Linked DNA regions of Homo sapiens: all the other regions are linked to region 2. A link is a loop called in an ENCODE intact Hi-C map of the cell type or tissue named here. Cell type or tissue: OCI-LY7. All regions are shown on one strand. Links, peaks and the distances in the headings refer to the core of each region. The heading gives the core; the rest is flanking DNA.

Region 1 (10,290 bases), core at 3,412-5,911, 86 kb after region 2:
ACGGTTTTTCACCATGTTGGCCAGGCTGGTCTAAAACTCCTGACCTCAGGTAATCCTCCTGGAACTTTCCAAGTGCTGGGATTACAGGCGTGAGCCACTGCGCCCAGCATTTTTTTTTCTTTTTAAATAGACTTCATGAAAAGTCTTTTTATCAGATTTTCGTTGAGCAAGTACCAAACATTCCTATTTGTTGGCTTTTTGTTTCTCAAGTTTACAGCAAGAAAGATTTTGGAGATGGAGCCAAATTTGTTTGTTACAGGTCTAGGATGATTACTTTTAAAAGGTGCTGGTAGTTGAAATGTTTTAATGAAATATTTTCTTCTTTCTGGGTATATGTTTCCAAATAACTTACAAGAAACGGTGTAAACAAATAACAATAAAAGTTTCCTATTACATTCTAAATATAAAGGAGAATTTTAAATCAAAGATATTAATGAAAAAAATGACTCAAAAGCAACACGAATAAACATACATGAGGCCAAAACCCAAAAGCCCTTTATAGCATCAAAGAGGAAGCAAAAATTTTGCAGCCTTTCCAAGATCTATACCCCTACCACAGACTACTTAAAGGAAACTTTCACTAGCTGCCAATAGTTGAAACCCACAACTATCTGGCAATTTTCTTGCAGGGTTTCAGCTTCTAAGCTGATCATGTACATACAAATGCCCAGCATTTCTGGTGCCATACAGATGGAAGGTTAAAAGAGACAGTAGGTAAAATGAAAAGAAAAGGTGTTCATGTAGATGGCAAGCATAACACACGATACCCCCTCAAAATCAAGAGTTACATAAATAATCCAAAATAAATAGTTCAAATCAGAATAAGTAGTTCTAACAGAAATGTTTTGCTCCTAAGCTAGCAGTATGCACTGGGGAAAGGAATTTTGTGGTTGATCTAAAGAACTTTAACTCTGCCTCAAACCGGATCTTAGCTGAAATGTTGCTTGGCTGCTTGGATATAACATTTGGATATATCTCTGGATATAACATCTCCCAGACATAAGATTTACATCTCCAAGGAACTGCAAAAGGTCAGGGGAAAGGGTGGAGTGCCTTTTATAAATCCTGTAGGGAAGTTAAGCATGCAGTTTGAACATAAAAATGTTCTGGAGGACTTAAATGGGAAGTTTCTAAAAACAAAATAAAACTTATAGCCTATATAGTGACAAGACAAAGAAAAGACCACCTTTAGGCTCCAAAAGGCCTGAAAATGTGGAAAGATAAGTTTATGGGAAGAGTAAATCTGTCCCTCTATCCTCGATGCTTTTGTCTCTGAGCTGACAAGGAACATTAAGAGGCCTATCTTTAGATGGGAAAGGCAGCCAAGAGGACAGTAAGACCTTGTCTTTGTAAATTGCTGTCCTACTATCAGGTAGGCAGAGTGAGTGGAAGAATATCCTCCTACATATTTTTTGAGACGGAGTCTCGCTGTGTCTGTCTCCCAGGCTGGAGTGCAGTGGCGCCATCTCGGCTCACTGCAAGCTTCGCCTCCCGGGTTCACGCCATTCTCCTGCCTCAGCCTCCCGAGTAGCTGGGATCACAGGTGCCCCCAACCACGCCCTAAAAAATTAGCCATTTTTTGTGTTTTTAGGAGATCTTCCTACTTTTTAACCTCCTCCAGCTCTGCACTCTTTAGGATTTTGATAAAGCTCCGATGAGTGGAGGAACACCAGGGTTCTTGCCTTGCTTAGAATTAGGTAAGACAACACGGACACATGTGGACAGATTTTAAGGAGTAGGGAGTTTAACAGGGAAGAAAGAAGGGGGAAGAAAAAAAGAAGCAGCTCCCTTGTAGAGAGAGAGAGGTAGGAGGATCCAAAGCTGAGAGAGGAAACCCCGCTTTCAGGTAATGTTAGCCAGCTAAATTAGATGGCTGGAGGAGGCGGTGTCTGATTCGCACAAGGCTCAGGGTATTGGTTTGACCAGGCATGTCTTTCACGTAGCCCGAGAGAAAACTGGCCACCCTAGCCTTTTAAATATGCAAATGCAGAGTGCCCTCGTGTTCCAAACACCTGGAGATATGTGGGGGTGGCTATGCTGCCAGGCACGTGTTGGGGAAAGAGCAAGAGGACAAAGGTGGGAATCGCCATGTTGAGTGAACCCAGTTTCTAACGCTGGCATTTGCATATTAAAGGTTGACAGCCTAGGTCTAAGACCCAGGGTTTTCATGCTAGACAAGAGCTGCGAAAAATCTTCCAAGGACCCCGTTTTTTCCTCTCTGCCTAAAATAATTTCTTAATAACTCTTACCACAATTTTAGACGGAACATTTTTGTTTTCTTCACAGGCATCTTCCTAAATTAAGGGTAATGTAAATTTGAACTCAGCCCTGCTCAGTTGTTGTCATTAATTTTTTCACTTAGGCTTGGTATAGATATACAGATTTTCTCATTAATTTGGTTTGTTGGAAGGCAGATTTTTTTTTTTTACCACAGGCCATCATTTTGTAGAAAATGTTGCTCCTAACTATAAGGAGCACTGGTTCCAGGTGTTAGGTTCAGTCCTTTCCCATTGCAAAAAATCAAGGCCAACTCTCTCATTTATTTTTTTTTCTGGTTTTAAAACAAACTTTTTCCAATCACGCATGCAAATAAATTACTTTGAGCATTTCAAAAGACCTTCATTTAGGCTGTAGCTGCTTATGACCATCCCAGGTTACGTGGGCTTATTTTTCCAGATATTATTGATGACACCCCGTTTTTGTTGTACATAAAACCAGCTGCTTTTATAAAAGAAGATTGCCCATCAAAAGAATACACAGATCTGGCCGAGTGCAGTGGCTCATGCCTGTATCCCAGCACTTTGGGAGGCCAAGGAGGGCGGATCACAAGGTGAGGAGATTGAGACCATCCTGGCTAACACAGTGAAACCCCATCTCAACTAAAGATACAAAAAAAAAAAAAAAATTAGCCGGGTGTGGTGGCGGGCGCCTGTAGTCCCAGCTACTGGGGAGGCTGAGGCACGAGAATGGCGTGAACCCAGGAGGCGGAGCTTGCAGTAATTGGAGATCGCGCCACTGCACTCCAGCCTGGGTGACAGAGCGAGACTCCGTCTCAAAAAAAAAAAAAAAAAAAAAAAAAAAAAAAAGAATGCACAGAGCTTGATTTCCCATAATTTAGGAACCTTTTGAAAGTGACCTAGGGCAGAAATGTGTTTGGGGTTGAACTGTGCTGCTTATGCAAGTCACTCAGCCAAGGTGTTACCCAAGAGTCATTAATTTGTCTTATACATCTTGGAATTTCTCATCCCCTTGCAGTGGCTGAGTTGCTAAGTTGCCAGGTGACCAATCCTAATATACACCTTCTGGCTATGCTGAAACTCTCTGAAAGTCCTTTTTTTGCAAGGTCTCTGAGACTGCTACATATCATGGACAGCTGTCCAAACACCTCTGTAATACGTCTAGTCACTTAGAGCACCCAGTTGGATTTGGAGGGAGCAAGTGTCTCTTAACTCTGGAGTGAGAGAACTCATCTTCATGTACCTTTTGATTTGAAACTATCAGTAATTGGTTACAGATGAAAATGCAAGTCCACATTACAAACAGTAGGTCGCAGCTGCAATTTTAAATACACACAATGTAATTCTGGGCCAAAAGAAGTGAAACCATTGGTGGTACACTGCCAATAGCCTGACACAGATTTCTTCCTGAAGACAATGGCAGAGAAGGCAGTTCTCTGTAGAGTTGTTTTCCTGCTGTGACCTGCGCTTCTGTTCTTGAGGCAGAGAAGGCTGTTTTGATTTCTGTTTTTGTTTTTTTCTCCTGAAACTTGAAACTCCTACCCATGGCCAGAGATAGGCTAGATGAATTCTGCAAAGGGAGAGTTGGAAAGAACAGCTCAAACAGTTTGATCTCAACCAAGGGGTACAGAGATTTGAATTGTGGAGGACTAACCCCTTACATTAGCAGAAGAATGTAAGGTCTTCTGCCTGCCTAGATGTTGGGTCCACAGTGCTGACTCCTGGATGAGTGTTGGATGGTCAGAGGAGTGGACTCTGAACCCTGCTTACTGTACTCTAAATATCAAACTAAAGGAAAAAGCTGAGGGATGAAACATACTTTGAAAATGTCTATTTGATACAAGATGTGGAAAAGTTGCTGGAAAACACAGAACCTAGTAAACTTAGATAGGAGCACCAAAGTTTTGTTAACATGGGTATGTGATAAACAAATTCGTAAAGGCAAAAAGTGGACAGCAAGTGGCCTATAACAAAGTTGTTTGTTATGAATTGTCATTGGATTACAGAAATAGCATTGATTAGCAATTGGCTACATATTGTTAAGCTGTAGTTCGTTGGTTGTAGTGTCCAATATGTGGCATTGGTTGATGGTTTTTTAGCTAACGTGTGGCCATAATACTTGTAGCATCTATACAGCAAGCAGCTTCAAGAGATGACTACTTATCTTAAGGTGGGAAGTGGGATGTGGGTGCTACCTATGGGAGGCTTGCATTCCTTAGATAAAAGTTTATTTTCTTAGTTTGTTGCATAGCTTCTCAGTCTAAGGTGGTCTTCCAGAGTTTGGGACTCCAGTGTTAGACAGCCCCTGCCATGGGTCTTACCCTGTGCTTGTTTCCTCTCCATGAGGCCTTACCATGCTGTTTTTGCCTGTGGGTTTCTCCCTATTAGCGTTCATTGACTCTGTGATTGAGGTGTTCAAATGCTAGGTGCTCTAAGCACTTATGTAGATGTTTCATTGAGAGCCTACAAAGGCTGCATTAGCTGTACAGTATCATATGATGAAACTGACGCCAAGGGAGGTTGACTTAGTAGCCTCATTTCCCATAGCCAATGAGGGACAGCATGTCTTTGACTCCAATGTTGAGCACTGGTCCCTGCCTGTTCTAGATTCTCCATTGGCTTGGTTTTCCAAATTGCTTACACTCTGCTTGACTCTTTCAGAGACACTAATGTGTCATACATTTGGTCTCTTTACATAATCCCATATTTCTTAGAGGTTTCATTAATTTCTTTCTTTCTTTTTTTTCTCTGTTATTCTCTGAATGTCTTATTTCAGAAAAATACACTTCAAGCACTGAGAGTCTTTTCTCATCTTGGCCAGTTCTGCTGTTAATACGTGCAGTTGAATGATGAAATTCTTGTAAAGGTTTTTCAGCCCTATCAGGCTGGTTACGTTTTTTTCTATGCTAAGTATTTTGTCTGTCAGCTCCTGTTATCATTTATTTGTGGTTCTTAGCTTCCTTTAATTGGGTTATGCATAGTCCTGCATCTCAATGATTTTGGTCTCTGTCTCTATTAGGAATTCTGTTCCTGTCATTTTAGTTATCTCCGCCTGGTTCAGATCCCTTGCTGGTTCCCAGCTTCCTCCCCACTTCAGCTCAGCTTCTGTGTTTTCCCTCCATGCACTCTCAGTGCCTCCCTCTGAAGACCTGGTAGGAGTATGCCAGGCATCCTGGTACCAGACCAAACTAAGTGTTGGGCTGCTTATTCTCACAGCCCAATAAAGAGACACAAATGAACTGAGAAAGGAGGGAGTTCATTTCTGTAATTGGGTACAGAGAGGAGGCCTGGAAAATATTGCCAGACCAACTCAAAATTAAGTTTTCCAGAGCTTATATACCTTCTCAGGTATATGTGTTTGTGTAAGTGTGCATTCATCTAAAGATATAAGTGATTAATTTCTTCTAATCTGTAACTAAAGTCCAAACTTTGAAGACCCTTCTCAGGAGCTTCAGTAAATTTATTCAATCTAGATGGATCCGGGTGCTGAGGTGATTACCCTTATCTTGTCTCCCGCTAAATCATGGCGGCTTGGGGAGTTCTTTCAGATCTCCAATAAAACTTGTTTACGGAGGGCTAGGGAGTTTCTTCACACCAACAGTAAAACGTGTTTAATTCTAAACTCGTCCCATTAAGAATTCCTTTGTTATCTTATCATGCTTCAAGGCCTAGGAAAAGCCTGGGCAAAACTCTTAGTGGGCTTTTGTTACATTCTAGGCTTTGGATAAGAGCACTTGCTCTTATTATTTAGCTTAACCACTCAGTGCTGAAACAGTTGTTACAGGGGCCTGTCTGTTCAGCTGTTAGTGACCTACTCTGCAACAATCCTGGTCCCTCAGTGGCAGCTGTTTCACTTGACTGCCTCTGTTTGTCCATCTTGCTTGAATCTTGCAGTAACTTTTGAAATCTAGAATTGTGAGTCTTCTTACTTCCCCCTCCTGTAGTGTTACATGTAATTTCACATCAATTATAAAATCAGATTACCAATTTATTGAAAGTAACTCTTGAAGTCTAGAATTGTGAGTCTGTTAATAATGTTTGGTAATTTTCATACATTTTAAAACTTACAGTACAATGTTAAATAGAAGCTGTGTAAGCAGTATTCTTGTCTTGTTCTTTATCTTTTGGAAATGTATGCAGGCTTTCACTGTTAAGTGTGATGTTACTTGTGGGTTTTTGCAGATGTCTTTTATCAGTTTGAAGAAGTTTACTTCCATTCATATTTTTATCACAAATATTATTGGACTTTATCAGATCTTTTTCTCTCCTATCCTTGAGATAATCATGTGATTTTTGTGTTTTGTTCTATTGATGTGATGTGTAACATTAATATTTTTTGAATGATTAGCCAAACTTGCTTGCCCAAGATAAATCCCTGTTTGTCATGGTGGTTAATATGTATGTTGCTGCATTCAGTTTGCTGATATTTTGTTGAATTTTTTTGTTTTTCATTCCATAGTTAACACACTGTACTGTAGTTTTCTTATCATTTTTTTTTTTTTTTTTTGAGATGGAGTCTCCCTCTGTCACCAGGCTGGAGTGCACTGGCGCGATCTCGACTCACTGCAACCTCTCTGCCTCCTGGGTTCAAGCGATTTTCCTGCCTTAGCCTCCCAAATAACTGGGACTATAGGCATGTGCCACCAAGACCGGCTAATTTGTTGTATTTTTTTTTTAGTAGAGATGGGGTTTCACTGTATTAGCCAGGATGGTCTTGATCTCCTCACCTCGTGATCTGCCCACCTTCGCCTCCCAAAGTGCTGGGATTACAGGCATGAGCCGCTGCGCCCAGCCCCTTTTATATTTTTGTATGGTTTTGACATCAGGGTAAATAAGAGGAATTGGAAAATGTTTCTTTTCTTTTTGCAGAGTTTATGAATAAGTTATTATTATCATCATTATTTACAGAGTGTTGCTCTGTTGCCCATGCTGGAGTGCAGTGGCATGATCTCGGCTCCCGGCAATATTCACCTCCTAGATTCAAGCAATTCTCCTGCCTCAGCCTCCTAAGTAGCTGGGATTAAAGGTGCTCATGACCATGCCTGGCAAATTTTTGTATTTTTAATAGAGATGGGGTTTTACCATGTTGGTAGGCTGGTCTCAAACTGCTGGCCTCAAGTGATCTGCTGCCTAGGCCTCTCAAAGTCTGGGATTACAGGCGTGAGCCGCTGCACTTGGCCAAATTCATATTAGTTCTTCATTGAAGATTCAGTAACATTCATGGATAAAACTTTCTGACCTTAGGATTTTTCTTGTGGGCATTGAATCACTGTCCTCACTTGTTATAGGTCTAGTGAGATTCCTGTTTATTCTTGAATTAGTTTCAGTAGTTTGTTTCTAAGAATTCATCCACTTCATCTAAATAATCTAAACTTTTGATACACCCACAATGTTCATATTATTCGCTTATGTAAGGTTAGTAGTAATTATTTTTCTTTTATTTCAGATTCTAGTAATTTTAGTGTTCTCTTTTTTTTAGTTAAACTAGCTAATGGCTTACCAATTTTGTTCCTCTTTTGAAAGAACCAGCTTTTGGTTTCATTAGGTTTCTTTATTGCTTTTCATTATCTATTTCCTCAATTTCCACTCTAATTTTTATTACTTCCTTTCTTCTGCATGCTTTTAGTTTATTCTGTTCCTTCTCCCCCCACTATCTTATAGTAGTAAATTCAATTGAATTGATTTTTTTCTTCTTTCTTAAAAAGGCAGTTACAAGTGTAAATTTATATCTTTTATCATTACTTTTGCTGCATTGCATGAATCTGTGGTATGTTTTGTGTTTGTTTTAATTTATTTCAAAGTACTTTCTGATTTCTCTTTTGACTTCTTTTTGGAAGTCAATCCTGCAAACTTTTGGATTGTGTTTTAAATTTCTATATATTTGTGAGTTTCCCCCAACTTTTCCCGTTACTGATTTCATTTCATTGTGTTTGGAGAACTCACGTTATGTTATTTCCATTTAACCTTACTTATGATTGCTTTGTGGCCTAGCTGTCATCTATACCAGAGAATGCTTAAGGTATACATGCGAAGGATATATATTTAGTTGTTTTTTAGGATGGCATATGTGTCAATATAGTACAGTTGACTTACAGTGTTGTACCAGTCTTCTGTTTTCTTGTTGGTCCTATCTGTTATTGAAAGAGTGGTTTTGAAGTCTCCCGTTATTATTGTTTAATTGTATAGTTCTGTCTTAAATTTTGCATTTTTACCTTATTTATTTTTGTACTGTGTTAAGTGCATACGTGTTTATAATTATTATATTTTTCTTTGGGCTTCTCTAATTTCTTAACAATTTCCCCTGTTATATATAATGATGTTTTTGTTTTAGATGCCTTTTTTTGTCTTATATTAGTTATAGCCAGTTCATCTTTATTGTGGTTGCTATTTGCATGATACATATTTTTTTCATTATTTTACTTGAAGTATATATGTTTTTGAATTTAAATTGTGTCTCTTCTCTCATGTCTTTTGTTCTTCTATTTTTGCTATTTTATTTTGTATTGAAATAATATTTTCTAATAAAGAATTTTAATTGTATTATTTTTCTTTCCTTTTTTTGATTGCTTTGAAAGGCAGCATTTATTTATGTGGCTATGTTCTGAGAACTATGAAACAAATAATTTCATTATATTGTATCACAATTCATACCATTTTTCCTGTATTTATGATAGGAAAATATGACATGAAGCATGGTGTATACTTAATGTCTCATTTGTTTTACAAACTAAGAAGTGACAAAGGAAATTAACCCCCAAAATTACAGACATTAGAGGTCTACTCTGCTGCTTATTGTCACATGGTAACTACTTGTGTAGAATCATATGGAGTTTTAAAATCTTTTATTTGTTTATTTATTATTATAGGGTACATGTGCACAACATGCAGGTTTGATACATAGGTATACGTGTGCCATGTTGGTTTGTTGTACCCATGAACTCATCATTTATGTTAGGTATTTCTCCTAATGCTGTACCTTCCCCAGCCTCCGACCCTTGACAGGCCCCAGTGTGTGATGTTCTCTGCCCTGTGTCCAAGTGTTCTCATTGTTCAATTCCCACCTTTGAGTGAGAACATGCGGTGTTTGGCTTTCTGTCCTTGTGATAGTTTGCTGAGAATGATGGTTTCCAGCTTCATCCATGTCCCTGCAAAGGACATGAACTCATCCTTTTTAATGACTGCATAGTATTTCAGAGTGTGTGTGCCATGTTTTCTTAATTCAGTCTATCATTGATGGACATTTGTGTTGGTTCCAAATCTTTGCTATTGTGAATAGTGCCACAATAAACATACGTGTACATGTGTCTTTATAGTAGCATGATTTATAATCATTTGGGTGCATACACAGTAATGGGATTGCTGGGGCAAATGGTAATTCTAGTTCTAGATCCTTGAGGAATCACCACACTGTCTTCCACAATGGTTGAACCAATTTACACTCCCACCAACTGTGTAAAAGCATTCCTGTTTCTCCACATCTTCTCCAGCACCTGTTGTTTCCTGACTTTTTAATGACTGACCTTCTAACTGGCATCAGATGGTATCTCATTGTGGTTTTGATTTGCATTTCTCTGATGACCAGTGATGATGAGCATTTTCTCATGTGCCTGTTGGCTGCATAAATGTCTTCTTCTGAGAAGTGTCTGTTCATATTCTTAACCCACTTTTTGATGGGGTTGTTTGCTTTTTCCTTGTAAATTTGTTTGGGTTCTTTGCAGATTCTGGGTATTAGCCCTTTGTCAGATTGGTGGATTGTAAAAATTTTCTCCCATTCTGTAGGTTGCCTGTTCACTCTGATGGTAGTTTCTTTTGCTGTGCAGAAGCTCTTTAGTTCAATTAGATCCCATTTGTCAATTTTGGCTTTTGTTGCCATTGCTTGGGGTGTATTAGACATGAAGTCCTTGCCCATGCCTATGTCCTGAATGGTATTGCCTAGGTTTTCTTCTAGGGTTTTTATGGTTTTAGGTCTAACATTTAAGTCTTTAATCCATCTTGAATTAATTTTTGTATAAGGTGTAAGGAAGGGATCCAGTTTCAGCTTTCTACATATGGC
Region 2 (10,290 bases), core at 4,745-7,244:
CCTTGGCCTTTCTTTCAGCTTTGAATTTCAGCTGAAATTTTGTCTTCTTTATCTCCTTTCAATTCACATTTTTCTTCCATAGTTCATAAATTGCATTAATAACATCAAATCACGTATCAAATAGAGGCTGAGAGGGAGTAGCATACTTCCTTTCAGGATCATAAACTTCCTCATGGAATTTGGCCTCTGTCTGTGCACATTTAAGTTGCAGGTTTTTGAGAGCATTGACTCATCTTTAACTACCTTAGGCAATCATTCAATATATCTTGTTGATCTTTCTACCAAACCATCAAGTCTTTCTCTAAAGCCTGTAAGAATCTGAGGATTTTCCATCATCTGAACAAATCTGCTTTGATTTTTTTCTCTTCACCAGTTTCTTTTCTTTTCTTTCTTTTTTTGAAACGGAATCTCACTCTGTTGCCCAGGCTGGAATGCAGTGGCGCAATCTCAGCTCACTGCAACCTCCGCCTCCCAGGTTCAAGCAGTTCTCTGCCTCAGCCCCCCAACTAGCTGGGACTACAGGCATGCACCACCACACCTCATTTTTATATTTTTAGTAGAGACAGGGTTTCACCATGTTGGCCAGGCTGGTCTTGAACTCATGATCCACCTGCCTTGGCCTCCCAAAGACTTGGGATTACAGGCGTGAGCCACCATGCCTGCTCTTTTTCTACTTCTTCAATGCCAGTCAATTTTTTTTTTTTTTTTTTTTGGGCCAGGTCTCATTCTGCTGCCCAAGCTGCAATGCAGTGGCATCATCTTGGCAATTCTGCCTCAGCCTCCCAAGAGGCTGGGATTACAGGCACACATCATTGCACCCAGCTAATTTTTGTATTTTTAGTAGAAGTTGGGGTTTCACCATGTTGGCCAGGCTGGTCTTGAACTTCTGAGCTCAGGTGCTCCACCCACCTTGGCCTCCGAAAGTGCTGGGATTATAGGCATAAGCCACCATGCGCAACTAATTTTAGTATTTTTAGTAGAGATGTAGTTTAGCCATGTTGGCCAGGCTGATCTCAAACTCTAGACCTTAGGTGATCCACCGTCTCGGCTTCTCAAAGTGCTGGGATTACAGGTGTGAGCAAACACACCCAGCCCCAAATCTTGTCCAAGATCAGACTCTTCTTTGTTGTCAATGTCTGCCATGTAAGAACTCCGAATATCTGAAATGCAATCCCTCATTTCTGTTACAGTTCTTTCGGTGGATGAAAATGGCATATTTGTGCATTCTCTGGACATGCTATAACAAGGACACTCCTTGTAACTATTGTTACATATTAACTCAAAAATTCTTTCTCAAAGTGTGGTCTGAGGGTCCTCAGACCCTTACAGGGGAATTTCGAAACTATTTCCAGGCCGGCCGCAGTGGCTCATGCCTGTAATCCCCGCACTTTGGGAGGCTGAGGCGGGTGGATCACGAGCTCAGGAAATCAAGACTATCCTGGCTAACACGGTGAAACCCCATCTCTACTAAAAATACACACACAAAAAATTAGCAGGGCGTGGTGGCAGGCACCTGTAGTTCCAGCTACTCGGGAGGCTGAGGCAGGAGAATGGCATGAACCCGGGAGATGGAGCTTGCAGTGAGCCAACATCGCGCCACGGCACTCCAGCCTGGGTGACAGAGTGAGACCCTGTCTAAAAACAAAAGCAAAAAAAAAGCAAAAACAACAACAACAAAAAACTATTTCCATATAACCATAAATACTGCCTCTTGCATTCTTATTTTTCCACAGGTGTACAGTGGAGTTTTCTGGAGGCTACATGACATGTGATAAGAAAACAGACTGAAAAAGGGAATACATCTATAAAGAGAAAATTGCTATCACTGTTTTTGGTTGGGAAAAACATTTGTATGAGATAAACATGTTATTCTTTTCATAATCAGACATTCTTCTCACAAGTGTTGGTTCTCTACCATTCCTCAAAGGTGATAATTTTTTGAAATATGTTATTGTGGATTCATGATTTTGGATATATCCAATGGGTTTAAGTGCATTGCAATAAAATGGTATTTTGATACTCATCATTAGCCAGTACAAGCCTCTTCAAACTGGATCACAACGTTTTTTGACACACCCTAGTAATGATGTATTTTGCATGTGAGAAATAAGATGCATTTTGAGCGACCAGAGGGTAGAGTATTTTGGGCTGAAATGTGTCCTTCCCCAGATTATAACTCCAAGTACCTCCAACTGTGCCTGCATTTGCAGAGAGGTAATTAAGGTAAAATGAGGTCATATGGGTGAACTCTAATCCAATATGACTAGTGTCCTTACAAGAGAGTCAGACATAGACACAGAGCGAAGATCAGGTGAAGATAGTGATAAGGCTGCCATCACTAAAAGCCAAGTAGAAAGGCCTTGGAATAAATCAAACTTGTCAATACTTTGATCTTGGACTTGGGGCTCTGAAATTGTGAGAAAATGAATTTTCTTTTGGTTAAACCACTCAGTGTGGTATTTTCTTATGGCCTCCATAGCAGCCTAATACACTTAGTTCTATAAAACTTTTTGAGAAGTTTTAGATACGATGTCTTTAAATTTTGGTTCCATAAAGCTTTTTGAGACATTTTAGATAACATGCTTTTACATTTTGGTGTATGAATTAATTCTATACTATTGAAGTGTCTCTGTTTTCTCAAAAACTAGTATAATCTTTTTTTGTAAATTCCTTCTTAGTGATGGGAAGTAAAATTCTTTTTTTTATTTTTCTGCTTCATCTTCTTTTGGAAAAAGATATAAAGACCTTGTACTGTGTCTTGCTTATGCAATTGTAGCTACTTTACGCAATTGTAGCTACTTTATTAAAACCTCGATCTTTGTGAGCTGGTTAGTTACTTTCAAAGCTGAGACACATTAGCAACTGTGAACAACAGGTACATTTTATCAGTAATAAAAGTTTATTTGCTTTGCAGCCAGTTATTTTGTATTCACAATATACTTTTGAAATATTATCTCATCATTGTCCCTATATAAATTTTCCCTCTGTTGTGTTTCTTTGAGAAGGTAAAAAGATGTAAATATAGTTGACTTCATCTGTAGTCATTTATAATCTTTCTTGGACTGTAATAAAGACTTTTCTTATATGACAACTAAAATTAGACCATCCTTTCCTTGTCTCTCACCAAAAGTTAACATTATGAATGAAAAGTAATGTCAAAAGCTGTTTAGTTTATCTGAACTACCTCTGATCTTTCAGATTAGGAAACATCTTTTTTCCTTTATATTCCTTAGCTGTTCTTTCTGAAGTGCTTTATATATTGGTAATTTTTTATAATAATACTAGGATTTTTGATAAGCATGTAAGTATTAACAATAATGTTTACTTTGTTTTTTGTGTTCTGACCATGTTGCTTACAGTTGACATGAGACCCCATTCTTGACATACCATAAGGACATTAAATGAAGGCCTTTGGAAAATATTTGATTTACAGCTGTAATCCCAGTGCTTTGGGAGGCCATGGCTGTTACACTGAACTAGAGAGTTCAAGGCTGAGTGAGCTACGAAGGTGCCACTGCACTCCAGCCTGCGTGGCAGAGCCAGGTACCATCTCTAAAAACTTGAACGTTATCAGTATTTTGAAATTATGTTAATTACATATGAAATTAGGCTAGTTTTTTTTACTGAAAAACATAATGTAAAAATACTTTTCTTTCCTCAAAATACATTGTCTTAACTTGATGAAAATTTCTCAAACAAGATTTTATTTATTTAAATACAAGATCTTGCTCTGTCATAAAGGCTGGAGTGTGGTATCACAATCATAGCCCAAACAAATGGGCTTAAGCCTCCCATAGCTGGGACTACAGGCGTGTTCCACCACACCCAGCACTTTTCAATTTTTTTGTACAGATGGATCGCCCTATTTTCCAGGCTTGTCTCCAACTATCAGTTGAGCACAAGCTGATTTTATCTCAGCCTTCCAAAGTGTTTTGGAATTACAGGGGTGAGCCGCCTCTCATTTATCATTTTTGAAACAAAAGGTAACGACTTGAGAAAACAAGGTCAAACCAATGGTTTGAAAAGAGAATTGCTATCCAGCACTTAACTCATTATATCAACTATGTACCACTGGTTTTCCTTTCGTAAAGCATTTTATGATTTTTAGGTTTCTCAGTTAAGGACAAGATGATTTCTGAGTTTTAAAAATAGGTATGCTAGAAAACTGAAATACCTGGCCTCTACATTTAGAGATTACCGGCTCTGGCCCACAGGCTGCAGTGCAGTGGCTTGATCACAGCTGTCCGCCTGTATCTGCTGGCCTCAAGCGATACTCCAGCCTTGTCCTCCCAAAGCGCTCAGAGGTGAGCGACCGCGATAGGCATGTTTAACTTTTTAGTAGCAACTTTTAAACACAGTTTGGGTACCTAGTTTAATGGGAAATTAGAGTGCATTAAAACGTAAAGTAATGAAAACGCACAATACACGTTTTTGGAGTTCATCAGTACTATCTGTTTAATCAAATGCATTTTCCTCTCAGTCTCTAAAGCCTTTTTAAACTTTAAGAGGATAAATAATTTTGTAAGAAGACAATCCCAAAACCAATTGTTAGTTTACATTTATTAAAGGGTGTGCATAATTCATTGTTCATGAGACAATTACACAAAACTGACATTTCAAGGATGCCAAAAGATGAAACACTGCCATAAAGAACACACACTAGACATTACAAATCTTGGTCAAAATACCTACGTTAACGCAAAAAAAAAAATCAATTGGCTCAGTAATTGATTAGGATAATCCTCCCCTCCTCTTGCCTGTACACTGTGGCAAGTCCATTTACTTTCTTTTTTTTTTTTTTTAAAGCCAACAAAGGAGACAGTGGGGAATGCTATATGTCTGTATCTGCTTTCCTCCTCAACCCTAGGAATAAAGTAAACACGTTTACTGAGGGCGGGGGTCTAAGGGCCTGCAACAATGAGATCTGTCGCCTTGGCTAGGACTGGCGCCGAGAGGCGATAGGTCTCGGGAGAGCCTGGCGCAGGGTGTGGGAGATTAGGAATCCCAGGTCCACCGGAGATGGCAGGGGGTGGCCTGGCCCGGTGCGGGGCCGCTTGCCTGCACGCAACCAACTAAGGCGGTGGTGCGCAAGTAGTGGTGACGGCGGGCGCGCGGAGAAAAGGAACGTTGTGACGGAAACTCCAGCTGCCGGAGACCCCACCGCAGTGAGGTCACTGGACTCCCCGGACTCGGGGCGTGACCGGCGCCGACCCGGGGCGCCGAGAGGCCCACCGGGCGGAGGGGGCCCAACTACCATCCCGCATTTTCCTGGGTCTCTCTCCCGGGCGGTGACGTGACGTGCTGACGGCGGGCCCGTGCCGGGGAGCTGGGCCGCTTTTTGTCAGCTCCGAACTCGGCCCCTCCTCCCTCCCTCCGCCCGCCCTACCAGCCGGAGCCCGGCCCAGTGCTCCAGAGAAAGGCCGTCCTGCAGCACCCGCCGCTGTCGCCGACCGCCCGCACATCCGTCGGGTGAGTCCCGCGTGCCCCCGCGGCCGCGGGGCCTAGTGCGCGCGCAGTAACCTGTTTGTGGCCTGGTCGGCGTCCCGTAGGGCGCCCTCCCGCGCTAGGCCGGCCGGCGTGGCGCTCGGCGCCGAACAGGCCCCGAGGAGGCCGCAGTTAGGCCTAGTGATTATCCAGTTGCCCTGAGCGGCTGCGGAGGTGCGCTCCATAAGCGGGCAGGGTGGGAAAAGTTCGCCCGTTTGTCCGGAAGGCAGTTGATGGACCTGGGGTCGACACCACTGCGGACGCAGGGCACGGCACGGGGGCGAGAAGGCGAAGGCTGCAGGCGTGAGGTGAAGGCCGGAGGCCTGCTGGGCCTATTTTCGCTATGTAAATGTCCGCGAAGGGGAGGAGGGACGGGGGGGCAAGATGGCGGCTGCTAGGCGCCTGCTGCTGGGGAGTATTGAGAGTGTTGTCGGGAGGCGGAGCCGCCATCTTGAAGGCGGTATCTGGAAAAAAAATTCGGTTATGATCCTTGAGGCGGGGATGGGGAAAAGGACGGCGGCGGCGGCGGCAGCGCAGCCTCCGGCGCGACGGCGTGTCTGCGCAACAGGGCGTGCTCGTTCCCTTGGCGGCCCTTGCCTTTGTCGCCATATGCGCGCGTACGTTCCAGACGCCTGCGGCAGCGCCACCTTTCGGCCTTCCCCTCACAGCCCATCCTTGGCTGGGTGCAGTGTCGGCTACGCTTTAGGTGACATGCCGCAGGCGTCCGTTCGGGCGCCGGGGTCATTTCGCCCCTCAGCGCTCCCGGCTCTGTGCCCTTCCGAGAGTCTACAGCCACCCGTTTCAGCAGGTGGCAATTCGGGCATCTAGGCTCACGAGAGCACATAAATTCCAGAAAATTTTATTTTCCCCTAATTAAAGTCATTATGTGGCTGTTCGGGGACCTTCGATGCGCTTATTTTTCAACCATCATTGCCTCTTCGAGGATCTGCAAAATAGAACTGGAATTTATTATGAAAAAGTTATTAGGCACTCGTCCAATAGACAGTACAGTACAAATTATACAGCACGAGGGCAGAGGAATAAAATTTCCCCAAGGCGACTTTTCCCATTTATGTGGAAACACTTTTTTGATGAGCTGTATTTAAACGAGCGAGCTTTTTTTTAGTCCGTGTACTTTTTTTGAGTAAGAGATGGAAAATAGGCAGAAGAGGTATTTTTCTTTTTGAAAGACAATTCATGCATTACTTGTAGGTTCATATACCCATGATGACATTGAGATTTTATTTGAAATTTCTTATACAGTTTCATCTTCAAAATACTTTTGTTAGCATTTTGTACAACTTTGCTGGAAAATTGGAGCACAGTAATGTGAGCGTTGGACAGTGCTAGGTGCTAAGAAAGATTTAAAAGGCTCTTAATGCAGAACGTGACTGCAAAAAGTTTGCTGCGGGCATTTCACAGGAAGGCGAGGTTTCAGTTTGCAAAATTGGGAATCCTGAAGTAGATGGGGTTTAGCTAGGGTGAGGAATGGGAGTAGGAGAGGTCATTACAAGAATGAAATGTCTGTAGAAGATGCAAATATTTACGGTTTTGCTGGAGTGGATAATATAGATAGGAAAGGGATTCAAATTTAGGCTGTAAAAAGTAGATTTTGAAATACATTGGTGGCACACCTCAGTTTATGCTGAGCTCTGGCTGCAGCTGTTACAAAAGTTTAAAGGTTGAGAAGGATTGAGAGCTAGTATAAATTGATAAGTGTTTTCGTTACTGGATGGATGATCAAGAAGGTAGCTGTTTTTTGGCCAGGTGCGGTGACTCACGCCTGTAATCCCACCACTTTGGGAGGCCGAAGTGCGCGGATCACCCGAGGTCAGGAGTTCGAATCCAGCTCGAGACCAGCTGGAGACCGACATAGCGAAACCCCGTCTCTACTAAAAATACAAAAAAACTAGCAAGGCATGACGGCGCGCGCCTGTAATCCCAGGTACTTTGAAGGCGGAGGTTGCAGTGAGTCGATATCGTACCACTGCACTCCAGCCTGGGGAACAAGAGTGAGAGTCTGTCTCAAAAAAAAAAAAAAAAAAAAAAGAATGTGGCTATTTTTTGAATTAGTCTCTACTAGACTGCTGCTTCGTTTTTGCATCGAAAGTTTACCAAATAATCTTTTGCTCCTATTTAAAATTGTAAGCAAAATTGTATTTACTGTGGTTGAAAATTACAAAAGTACAGGAAATCAGTTTGAGAGGTATGTTTAGAAAAGCAGTTTTCAGAAATGCAGTAGCCTTCAGGTGGCTTTATGAAACTTTGCCCTTCTTCTTGGTGAAGGTAAGCAAGCTTTAAAATTCGCTGTTCACTTTATATGTGAGGGTCCTAGATGCAGTAGTTTCAGAGAACATGTATAGCAGCACTTGCTTCCTAGACTTTTACTAAATAAAACGCAGGTTTTGAGTCTTCCCAGACTGCAGCAGATCACAACGCTGATGATTCAAAGAAGTCTGAAGGGAACTAGAGATTGCTGTTTTACAAAAGTGTCTGGCAGTATATTGCAGGAGGTAGTCAAAGCAACATTTTTTTTTTTTTTTTGAGGCAGAGTCTCGCTCTGTCGCCCAGGCTGGAGTGCAGTGGCGCGATCTCGGCTCACTGCAAGCTCCGCCTCCCGGGTTCACGCCTTTCTCCTGCCTCAGCCTTCCAAGTAGCTGGGACTACAGGCGCCCGCCACCACGCCGGGCTAATTTTTTTTTTTTTTTTTTTTTTTTTTTTTTTTTTTTAGTAGAAACGGGATTTCACGGTGTTAGCCAGGATGGTCTCCATCTCCTAACCTCGTGATGTACCCGCCTCGGCCTACCAAAGTGCTGGGATTACAGGCGTGAGCCACCGCGCCCGGCCGTCAAAACAAATTTTTAATGCAATCTAGTTGTCGACTTGCTAAGGGGTCAGCATAAACTGTAGAGGTAGTTGCCTTATATCTTGACAGCTGAAGAGCTGTAAAGAAGATAGAACTGTATCTTGTACAGTACAGCAGCTGTAGATGTTCCAGTACATCAGCAGTGGATGTGCAAAAAGAACATAGGCAAGTGTATAGTTTTAAAGGATTTATAAGGAAATTGTTAAGTATAAAATATTTTTTTGCCTGATAGGATAGACCTTGATGATCTGCTAGCCAATTTCTTTTTTTTGAGACGGAGTCTTGTTCTGTCACCTGACTGGTGTGCATTGTTGCTGTCAGCTCACTGCCACCTCCGCCTCCTGGGTTCAAGCGATTCTCCTGCCTCAGCCTTCCAAGTAGCTGGGACTACAGGTGTGTGCCACCATACCCAGGTAATTTTTCTAGTTTTCGTAGAAATGGGGTTTCGCCATGTTGGTCAGGCTGGTCTCGACCTCCTGACCTCAGATGATCCATCCACCTTGGCCTCCTAAAGTGCTGGGATTACAGGCGTGAACCACGGTGCCCGACCTCTGGTAGCCAATTATCTTGGATGAATGAGTTGTTAGTTTTTAATTTATGTGTATTTATATTCAAATAGATGCCCCTTAACTTTCTTTCAAAAAGCATACAGTGCTTATATATATATATATATATATATATATATATATATATATAAATAAATAACTCTGTTTACATTTGTATTGTCACTAATTGATATCCTTTGAATTGTTGCATTTATGCATTCTGGCAATTGCAAACCTTTTTAGATTCTTAAATTCTTCAACCCCTGCATATTACTTCATTACTTAATTGAGAAAGATAGATGACTATATGATACATATGTTTGATCTCATTCATTTCATGCTTTTTCTTTATTTCTTCCTACACTTTCTTTTGCCGATGGAAGAAGTGCTGCTTTCAACGTCCATTTTCTCTGCTTACCCTTTTCCCTGCTCTCTGCCTGCCCCTTCCTATAAATATTCATAGGTATGCTCGTTTTACAAAAACCTTATCTGTTTTCTCTTTAGTTTCACTAGTCCTTCTATTTCTATTCTTCCCGCTTCTAAATCTGGTATTACTCAACGTGTGAAACGGTTCCACAGCAGGTAATTGGTGTGTCACATGAAAGTGTACTGCATTTCAGAAACTCTCTGTGCTTTCTTTGTCTGCTCTGGTCGTTTTCCTAACCTAAATGTGGAATTTAACTTGAGATTAATTACTTGTTTTCTCCAAACTTCTTCCCTGCATCACTGTCTCTTATTTTCACTCATCAAATTTGTCATCTAGCATTTACAGTTATCTACTGAACATCTCCATCCTGATCTCTTATTAACAGTCCATATTTAATATTGCTGAAACCAAATTTATCTGGCACATAGTAGGTACCCAGTAATGTGCAGTGAACCTCTTTTACTCTACAGTCCCTAAAATAATTCCTGATTTTGCTTTCTTTCTTTTCCAAACACTACTGTTTTACCAGGCTTTCTTTCATCCCGGTCACTTAGAGCAGTGTAGATATCTTTAATTAACATTTAATCTGTTGTATTCTAAATGTAGGTTTATACTTTTTGTTTTCATCCGTAACTTTCGAAGCCCTTAATTATAGTAGATAGTTTTTTATCTTGATTTGCTCCCCTAACAGAATGATTTGGCAGGTAAACATTATTCCAAAAAAAATTATTTGAATAATTTAATGCAGAGATTTATATGGAGTTGAATAGCCCTCCAATTGAAATTAAGGAGCCAAATAGTGTTCTTGAATTGTGTAAGTGTTAAGGCATACAGTGTTCATTTTTTGAAGGCAGCAGATGAAAACAGGATTCTCAGGAACATGTTTCCACCATTGCTTTCACAATCTACCTTGACTGAGAGCCCATTCTTTTTCTTACTAAATTGTTTTAAACGTAGTATTTTCATAA
Region 3 (10,290 bases), core at 3,541-6,040, 110 kb after region 2:
AGCAAGCCTTCATGAACAGCCTGCGGAACCATGAGCCAAAAAACCCCCACACCTATTTTCTTAACAAACTACCCAGTCTAGAGTATTCTTTTATGACAGTATTAAGTGGATGAAGACAGATGTGTAGAGTACAGCTTACTTTGTTTAATCCTTAACACAACCCCTTAATGCACTCAATTTTTATATGAATAAACTGAAAGTCAAAGAGTTTACAAAACTTGCCCAAGATGTGCTGCTAAATGAGGACCAGCTGGTCTATAGGACTGACAGCATGTTTGAAAATATAAAAATATGAGTCTTTGTACAACTTGCAGGGAAATAGGTAATAAATGAATAAAGTTTATCAGTTTTAATATTTCTTTTTCTTTTCTTTTTTTTTTTTTTTGAGATGGAGTCTTGCTCTGTCACCCAGGCTGGAGTGCAGTGGCACAATCTCAGCTCATTGAAACATCCACCTCCCAGGTTCAGGTGATTCTTTTTCCTTCAGCCTCCTGAGTAGCTCAGATTATGGATGTCTGCCCCCATGCGTGGCTAATTTTTTTTGTATTTTTAGTAGATATGGTGTTTTACATGTTGGCCAGGCTGGTTTTTGAACTCCTGACTTCAAGTGATCCATCTGCCTCAGACTCTGAAAGTGCTGGGATTATAGGTGTGACCCACCCCAACTGTCTAGTATTAGTTTCTAGCACCCGTTTTTTTTAACTTCAGCACCTCCAAAGTCACATTTCTGCTAGCTTTGGGTACAAAATGGTTCTCACTCTTGGTTATATATTGAAATCTCCAGGACAGCATAAGATACACAGACACTGGGGCCTACTTCAGAATGCAGGGTGAGAGGAGAGTGACGGTAAAAAACTGTCTATTGGTTCCTACACTGATTACCTAAATGATGAAAAAATCTGTACACCAAAACACTGAAACACCCAATTTACCTATTTAACAAACCTATACTTGGACCCATAAAGCTAAAATAAAAGTGAAAAAAATGGCAAGCAACAGGCATATGAAAAGGTGCTCAACATGATTGATCACCAGAGAAATACAAATCAAAACTACAGTAAGATATCATCTCGCCCTGGTTAAAATATATCCAAAAGACAGGCAATAACAAACACTGGCAAGGATGTGTAGAAAAGAGAATCCTTGTACACTGTTGGTGGGAATGTAAGTTAGTGCATCCACTATGGAGAACACTTTGGAGGTTTCTCAGAAACCTAAAAATAGAGCACCATATACTACAGCAATCCTACTGCTGGGTATATACCCAAAGAATGGAAATCAGTATATTGAAGAGTATCTGCATCCCTGCATCCGTATGTTTTTCACAGCACTATTACAATGGCCAAGATTTGGAAGCAACCTAAGAGTTCATCAGCAAATGAATGAATAAAGAAAAGCTGGTACATATACACAGTGGAATATTATTCAGCTATTAAAGAGAATGAGATCCAGTCATTTGCACTAAAGTCAATGGAACTGGAGATCATTCTGTTAAGTGAAATAAGCCAGGCACAGAAAGGCAAAATTTATATGTTCTTATTCATTTGTGGGAGCTAACAATCAAAACAATTCAACTCATGGAGGGAGTAAAATGATGGTTACCAGAGGCTGGGAGGGGTAGTAGAGAGCTTGTGTGGTGGGGAGTTGTGGATGATTAATTGATTAAAAAATTTAGAAAGAATGAATAAGACCTAGAGCTTGCTAACACAAGGTGACTATAGTCAAAAATAATTTAATCATACATTTTGCAACAACCAAGAGTGTAATTGAATTGTTCTTAACAAATGGATAAATGCTTTAAGTAATGAATACTCCATTTATCCTGATTTGATAATTATGCTTTGCATGCCTGCATCAAACCGTCTCATGTACTCCATAAATATATATATCTACTATGCACCCACAAAAATTAAAGGTAAAGTTCTTTTAAAAGAAGCATTTTTATTCCTACTTCATCACAAGGCAGCTTTACACTAAATTATGTTATTTAATAAATAAATAAATACGTATTTATTATGCAATTTATATTAACTTTTATGGTGACAGAGCAGGAGCATTGCCATCATGGACAAACCTCTCATTCTAAAGTTCATCTTAATAAAAAACCATCTAAATCCAAAGGGCATCAGCCTTATAGCTAAGGTCAACATGACCATAAACCACAAATAACATCTCCAACCAGAAACATTCCAAACTCCTCCCCATCCAGAGACATGTTAGCCCCTACGTAAGCCTCCTCCATCCAGGAAGATGCCAGCCTCGAGTTAAACCCCTCTGGGCTGGTAAGATGTCTGCCCCAAGAAAACCTCCCCTCCTCCCAGAGAGATTCCAACCCCACCATAAACTTCTCCACACACATAAACATTCCAAGCTTCTAAGCTCCCCCACCCTAAAACCAATATATACCCTTAGTGTGTAACAGAAAGGGCTGCTGATTGAAATTGGCCAGGGGCACCTCTCAGGTTTTAACTAAAGAAAACCTGTCTTTGGGTCTTGCTCTGTTGCCCAGGCTGGAGTGCAGTGCACGATCACAATTCACTGCAGCCTTAACCTCCTGGGCTAAAGTGACCCTCCTGCCTCAGCCTCCCAAGTAGCTGGGACTACAGTCATGGGGCACCACCATGACTGGCTAATTTTTCTTTTTTAGCAATTTTTTGCAGAGATAGAATCTCATTATTTTGCCCAGGATGGTCTCACACTCCTGGCTTCAAGTGATCCTCCCACCTCTGCCTCCTAAATCCCAGTTTGTGCTGGGATTACAAACATGAGCTTGTAATCAGACAATACTTGTGCTGAGACAATATAGGACCAGAAGGCCTGCACCTGATCTTCTGATCTTATATTCTCTTAGCACAGCTATTGTTTGATTTCTGTGTTACAGGTAACTAACATGTTGATGTTGCCCGTTGCTGTTAGTTCAGCCCCTCTAGGAAGCAGATACTGTGATGGAATTAGGAGTACAAGAAATTTATTGGGGGCTAATGGCTGTGACAGAAGAAGGTAGAGGAAACAGGACTGGGCAACAAAATTCTTCACACCTCCATGCAGATTAGACACTTGTGAAAGGAAAGAAAGAGAAGCAGAACTGGGCAACAGGAGCTTCAGACCATGCTGTGGATCTGCATAAGTCTCTGCCAATGCAACAAGGAGCTCTGGAACAAAGACTACTCATTAGAGGAGTCTCATGCTGGGCAGACAGGGCCACACCCGAGCACTCCCAGCTTGTACGATATTGGCCTGGGGGCTACCCAGGAAGAGATGGGCCTCAGATCAAAAATATGGCATATCTAGAAGATGCTGCAGCTAGAGGCTGTCGGCCAACTATACTCCTTGCAGCTCAACAGTGAATTTCTCTCTTAAAGGGAGATCTTCGCAGCACACCTCTGCAGCTGTCATGTGATCCAAATCTCTTATTCCATGCTAGCTTTCACTATAGAATAGTGGCCAGAGAGTTTGATACCTGCTTTCTGAGCCTCCCTGACAACTGGAATGACTATGTGACACAGTTCTGGCTAGTGGGGATTCTGAGAAGCTAACTGGATAAAAAGACAAAGTCTTATGCGAAGAAAGCACACACTCACACACACACCAGTTATTTGTTTTCTAAATTTGAATGTAGTCTTGATACCTGGAGGGGCAGCCATCTTGCAGGCAAGAGGCGATAAGCAAAAGTGCTGAAGGATATAGTTCCTTGATAACATTAATGAGACTGCTCTCTTCTTGGTAAATAAATAATATGTTATTAACAAAAAAAAAAAAAAAAGAAAGAAAAGAAAACCTGTCTTTGACTGCCAAGCTGTGTTTCGTGTTTCTTTCCTCTTTCTTCAAATTTTACATATGGTTATTCTATTAATTATTTGGTTTTGGAAAAAACATTCTAATCACCTTTTTTTTTCTCCTCATGATGGGTGGTTTTTGGAAGTAAAAATTAAAATATGGTCTAATACTAAATGAAAGATAGAACCAAAGTGAAAACTCAGAAACAAGAAGAAGAAGATGCTAGAGAAAATGAAAATTGTAGCACACTATTTCTATTCAAGAATAAGTGGATACTATTGGAGTGATTTTTTTTTTTTTGAGGTGGAGTGTTACTCCATCACCCAGGCTGGAGTGCAGGGGACGATATGGGCTCATTACAACTTCTGCCTCCTGGGTTCAAGTGATTCTTCTGCCCTAGCTTCCTGAATAACTGGGATTACAGGTGGTGCCACCATGCCCAGCTAATTTTTGTATTTTTAGAAGAGACAAGGTTTCACCATGTTGGCCAGGCTAGTCTTGAACTCCTGACCTCAAGCGATCCTCCCATCTTGGTCACTTAAAGTGCTGTGATGACAGGTGTGAGCCACTGCTCCTGGCCTATAAGGGTGATTTTTAAAGTAACTATTGCTATGAAATTCTGTTGTAAGGCAATGTTGCATCATCTCCAATCAACGTTAATAATACAGAATTTCTAAAATACCTGTAAGTATTATCCAAAGCAAATGAACTGGAACATTATAGTCTTGAAATCACAGGTGTCATTGCTATTTCGAGGTTGGTCTTGATGCTGAGATTTCAGAGACTCAAAGAATTGGCCCATCAGCAGTCATATGGCTGACATCTCTGTTACCTTTCTTCTGTTCAGTGGCATTTCTAACCATGGACTATAAGCTAGATTAGAGTTAGATTTCTTGTTTTTGTTGTTGTTGTTGTTGTTGGGCTGGCTGCACCTGCAAGTTAAGTTTCACTTATCCTTTTAGTTTTGGTTGGTTCCACTATCCATTCAAATTTGCCTTATTTGGTGTTCATACTGAGCACACAGTGGTCTGTTGACTCTCAGCAACTGCTCTTCAGTATGTTTAAAGTGTCCATCCCTTCAAACAAAACTGTCTCCTACCCCTTCCATCATTCTGGAATATGTTTTAGAATTCTCTCATTATTCTGATTATGTTGTTTTTGCCTGCATTGGAGCTGTAAATTTGTCATTATCGTCATTGACTGAATTGTATACAACTATTTATATTGTTTTAAAATTTGGAGTTTTTGGCAGGGAGGAAAGGAATGGTAGACCCATATCATAGTATTTACCAGTAGTAATCAGATAAAATCCTGAGGTGGTACCACAGAGTTGTTCACATTTTTGTATTAATTTAGGATGTGTGCATGTAAATAAAGCATCCTAACCTGCTGCTTTTCCATCCTAGCTGTATGTAAATTAGTCTGGGGAGCGTTAGATTTGTATTTGTATGTATAGTTGGTCTTCTTTAGTCTCAGGTTCTGCATCTGATTCGACTAGCTGTGGATTGAATATATTTAAAAACTCTCACAACTATAGAAAATAATACAAATTTTAAAACCAATACAGTATAACAATTATGATATCATATTTATACTGTATTAGATATTGTACATAGTCTAGAGATGATTTAAATATGCATGTAAAGTGCATAGGTTACATGGGAATACTATAGCATTTTATATCAGGGACTTGAGTATGTACAATTTTTAGTTTTGCAGAAGGCTGATTCTGCAGTCTTCCTAGTGGTGATGTAAAGATTAGAGGAACGTTTGCAAAGGGCACAAAGTATGTTCTCTGAAGGAACTGAATCTCGGTCAGCACTCACACTCAGGATGGACTTTGCCCAGTGCACATGGGCTACGACAAGAATGCACTTGACTTTTTTGGCACTGCATACATTTCAGTGCTCACAGTTAAGAGACTCAGTGCGGGTGGTAATGGCCATCCAGGTACTTGAGGATCCAGAAATTTTTGCCAGAACGGTGGGCCCATGAGAGCAAGAAGAACTGGAATTTGTGTGCTTATGGCAATATTCTCTGCTTGATCTCACATACTGGGAAGTAAAATTTATAGAGACAGAAAGTGGAGTAGAGATTACCATGGTTTGAGAGTAAGGATGGAGGAATTATTTCTTAATGCATAAAAAGCTTTAGTTTGGTATGTGAAACTTTTAAAAATAGTTGGTTACATTACACTGTTAATATATTTAATGCCAATGAATTGTAACATTTCAAAATTAGCCTAGACCACATAGTGAGATCCTGTCTCAAAAAAAAAATTAGTTGGATGTGATGATGCATAGCTGTGTTCCTTGCTACTTGACAGGCTGAGGTGGGAGGATCATTTGTGTCCAGGACTTTGAGGTTGCAGTCAGTGATGACTGAACCACTGCACTCCAGCCTGAGGAACAGAATGAAGACCCTGTCTCTAGAAAAAAAAATGGAAGTTGTATATTTTGTTATGCATATTTTGCCACAATTAAAAATAATTAGAAGTGCTTTTTTTTGTTCTTGTGTACTTTTTTTGGTTGTCAGACCTTTGAATTTGAGATGGCTATGTGTTTACATGCTGATATAAGAAGTGATACAGAGAGACAATCTACACTTTATCCAGTTTTCTTCAATGGTAACTTCTTGCAGAAGTACAGTATCATGTCAAAACCAGCATACAGACATTGATACAAAGTATGAACCAGTTCTATCACCACAGATATCCTTTATGTTGCCTTTTTAAGGTTACATCCACTGTCATTCCAATTGCAACTTCCTAACTCCTAGTAGCCACTATCTAGTTCATCATTTTTATAGTTATTTCATTTTTAGAATTTTGTATGATGGGAATCTACATAGTATGCATATAATTGACTTTATTCACTTAGTATAATTCCCTGAAGATTCATTCATGTTGTGTGATTTACTAACTTGCTCCTTTTTATTGCTAATTAGTATTCCATTGTTTACATGTACCTGTTGTTTAGCTACTCACTTTGATAGATATTTAGGTTGTTTAAATTGTTCTGCTATTATTAATAAAGGTGCTGTGAGCATTCTTGAACAAATATTTTTTGTGTTAAAATATGTTCTCATTTCTATGGCATAAATGCACCAAAATACATATGACTGCTGGGTAGTATGGTAGTTATATGCTTAGTTTGACAAGAAATTGCCAAAGTATATTATACTTTAGTGTGGCTCTACCATTATTCATTCCCCCTGGCAATGATTAATACTTATTTCCTCTGCATTGTCAGCAACATTTGGTCTTGTTACTATTTTTTATTTTAGTTATTGTTGTAATAATGTTATTATGGCTGTAATTTGCATTTCTTTCTTGGTTAATGAGGCTGAATATTGTTACATTTCTTTTTTTTGTGTTTTTTTGTTTTAGCTTTTTCTATTTCATTTTTTTGTAACATCTTTTCACATTTTTTGCCATTTATATATGCCTTTGATTAAATATGTTTTTAATGGCTTTTTCCAATTTTTGAATTGGATTTAGTTTTAAAACTGTTGAGTTTTGGCAGTTCTTTATATACTTTGGTTAATAGTTGTATATTAGGCTTGCGAAGCTATACTCCTAGTCTGTATCTTATCTCTTCATCTTCTTAATAAGGTCTTTTGCAGAGACAAAGTTTTTGATTTTGCTATGTTTCACTTTATTGATTTTTTTTTCCTTTATGGCTCATGCTTTGGTCTCAAATAAAAATATCCCTGTATATCTGTAAATTTGCAAGAATATCTTCTATCTTCTTTTTCTACAGGTTTTATGATTTTGTAGTCCACATTTGAGTCCATGATTTAAGATTTTTTTAATGTGAGGTGTGATATTTAGGTAGAGATTTTCTTTTCCTTTTACTTGTGATATCTATGCTCATTTGCTCCAGTACCTTTCTCCATTGAATTGCTTTTGTCAGAAATCAGTTTGGCCCACTTGTGCGAAACTACTTCTGGTGTATAATTTGTTTTTAAGAGAAGGGGAAGTTTCTCATAACTGCCTGAATCAGGAGTCAGACCCTGTAGTCAGTGAGGAACAAGCTGTGCACTGCAGGGAAAGCCCCTTACTCTCTTTGTCCTCAAATTTCTTTTAGTTAAAATGAGGCAAATATAGTCTCTCAAAAATATCTTCCGTTTATGTCCCTGAACTGTAAGAAGAAGTTCCTTGGCATTTTGTTTGGGCTGGCCAGAGTTGGGGTTGGGGCTTTCTTATGGGACTAATGATGGGTCTGGCCCCCAGATATTTTGACGGGAGTTGTTTCTCACACTCCTGATCTGAGGAGTTAAGAAAACAATTCTTGTGACTCAATATTGTGCTAAATGACAGAGTTCCTGCACCAGTTCCCATTATTTTATGAGTGGCTTCTTCTATCCTGAGGATGTTTTGAGTCCAGCCTAGTAACACTTGGACTGCCCCAAACATTCATTTGACACACCCATGTGTAGGGCAGAAGACATCACATTCCATGTCTTCTTGATGCCACGTAGCTGGGAAACCATTAAGGTCACAGAAATGGGCAGAAATTGTTATAAAGTGAGCACTTTCACCACAGTCCCTCTTGTGATGGTGGTAGCTGAGATGATGGCCAAGTTCCTGGGCAGTAAGCTCCTGGCAGAGTCAAGAAGGACTGTCCTGGGCCAGTGCTCACTCAGGCCCCCTTTTTCCTGCCCTGCTCAGACAGCAGTCTCCCTTCTGCCCACACATCGGTCTCTCTCCGTGCTATTCCCTGCAGCCTCTTTTGACAAAGCAGATCTGCTGATGACAAGCCCTGCCTCACATTCCCGGTGGTGGCTTATCAGGGTGGCTCACACATTTTTCAGGAGGCTTCGTTTTGCCAAACCCATTCTCACCCCACCTGGATGGGGCTAGGGCAGGTCCCAGTCCATCTGGGACTGGCCCATCATGGCTCAAGCATCCTCCACTCCTTCCATCCCCAGGGAGGAGGTTTGACGGGGACTTCTTCTCCTGTTGTACCTTCAACCCACTCTGCTGAAACCAACCCATCTGCATGAGCTGCACTTATTTACCTGGTGGCTCTTCCCCTGTACTAGCAACCTTGGGAACAGGGTCCCTGAAACTGGAGCTTCCAGACTGGTAGCATTTTGCCTATTTATGAGGCAGCATCTTGGATATACATATATGCACATTTTTTCCAGGGAGGAGATGGATAGCTTGTTTCAGATTCCCAAAGAGATTCAAGACCTAAAAAGAACTGCTGCCCATGGCACCTATTCTCTGCATCCTTTCCTGGTGCATAATTAATATGCACAGGTCAGATAGTACTTGTCATTTCTGCCCATGATTTTGTCCATAGTTTCAGTTGGTGACATGTGCAGCAATGCACCTATACATCTTCTCATGCCCCAAAGAAAATGAGTTAACTGACTGTGAAAGTTGTTTATTTTTTGTTGTTTTTTTCAGGGGTGATACTTAATGCAAAATAAGGTAGGTGATAAAATACTTTTGCTCTTATCTTAGAAGATGAGTGGGGTACTTTCTACATCTGGGCTCCAATAGAAAAGGAGGAACTTAATTTTGCAGTATTTGAAAACCTCAAGTTGAGATTACAGAACTCAAAAGATTGTGTTGCTTTTCTGCTTCCCTTCTTCCCTCCCTCCCTCCCTTCCTTCCTTCTCTCTTTCTTTTCTCTTTCTTTCTTGCTTTCTTTTCTTTCCTTTTCTCTATTTCTTACTCTCTCTCTCTTTCTGTCTGTCTCTGTTTCTCTTTGTCTTTCTCTCTTTCTCTTTCTTCCTTCCTTCCTTCCTTCCTTCCTTCCTTCCTTCCTTCCTTTCTTTCCTTCTTTCTTTCTTTCTTTTCCTTCTTTCCTTCTTTCTTTCTTTTTGGTAGGAGAGGGGAATGCGATCTCTCTTTGTCACCCATGCTGGCATGCAGTGGCCAGATCATAGCTCACTCCAGCCTGGACTCAAACAATCCTCTCACTTCAGCCTCTCAAAGTACTTGAGGCGCAAGTGCATGCCAGCTAATTATTTTGTAGAGACAGGAGTCACTCTGTTGCCCAGGCTGGTCTCAAACTTCTTGGGACCAGCAATTCTGCCTCAGCCTCCCAAAGTGCAGGAATTGCAGGTGTGAGCCATTATATATGTCCTTTTTATTCTTTCACATTTTTAATTTTAATTTTAAGTTCCAGGGTGCATGTGCAGGATGTGCAGATTTGTTACATAGGTAAATGTGTACCACAGTGATTTGCTGCACCTATCAACCCATAACCTAGTGGTATTAGGCCCAGAATGCATTAACTATTTTTCCTAATGCTCTTCCTCTCCCCAACTCAACCCCTGACAAGCCCCAGTGTGTGTTGTTCCCCTCCCTGTGTCCACGTGTTCTCATTGTTCAGCTCCTACTTATAAGTGAAAACATGTGGTGTTTGGTTTTCTGTTCCTGTGTTAGTTTGCTGTGGATAACAGCTTCCAGCTCCATCCATGTTTCTGCAAAGGACATGATCTCATTCTTTTTTATGGCTGCATAGTATTCACTGGTGTATATTTCCTACATTTTCT

The links. Peaks named below come from ENCODE experiments on the same cell type or tissue, not always from the same donor. Only the 100,000 strongest peaks of a DNase experiment are listed, where the experiment ranks them.
Region 1: a loop joins it to region 2, with 3 times the contacts of the local background. A loop is called at or near these places in 1 of 110 quality-filtered maps.
Region 3: it touches region 2 in a loop (4-fold over the local background); 1 of 110 quality-filtered maps calls a loop at or near these places.

What each region holds. Positions count from the first base shown.
Region 1 is chrY:3,017,776-3,028,065 of GRCh38, forward strand. All of the region lies in intron 1 of LINC00278 (long intergenic non-protein coding RNA 278), which reads left to right. Among named protein-coding and RNA genes, the nearest start is that of LINC00278, 20 kb to the left of the region's middle. In OCI-LY7, for the core only: no CTCF peak of the experiment used is centred there; no DNase peak of the experiment used is centred there; H3K27ac peaks cover 707 bases.
Region 2 is chrY:2,929,978-2,940,267 of GRCh38, forward strand. It overlaps ZFY (zinc finger protein Y-linked), which reads left to right and starts at 5,404. Exons shown (of 8, transcript NM_003411.4): 1 at 5,404-5,792. It also overlaps the pseudogene NAP1L1P2. In OCI-LY7, for the core only: no CTCF peak of the experiment used is centred there; DNase peaks (open chromatin) are centred at 5,124, 5,504, 5,894 and 6,014; H3K4me3 peaks cover 2,500 bases; H3K27ac peaks cover 2,500 bases.
Region 3 is chrY:3,037,447-3,047,736 of GRCh38, forward strand. All of the region lies in intron 1 of LINC00278 (long intergenic non-protein coding RNA 278), which reads left to right. Among named protein-coding and RNA genes, the nearest start is that of LINC00278, 40 kb to the left of the region's middle. In OCI-LY7, for the core only: no CTCF peak of the experiment used is centred there; a DNase peak (open chromatin) is centred at 4,505; H3K27ac peaks cover 2,129 bases.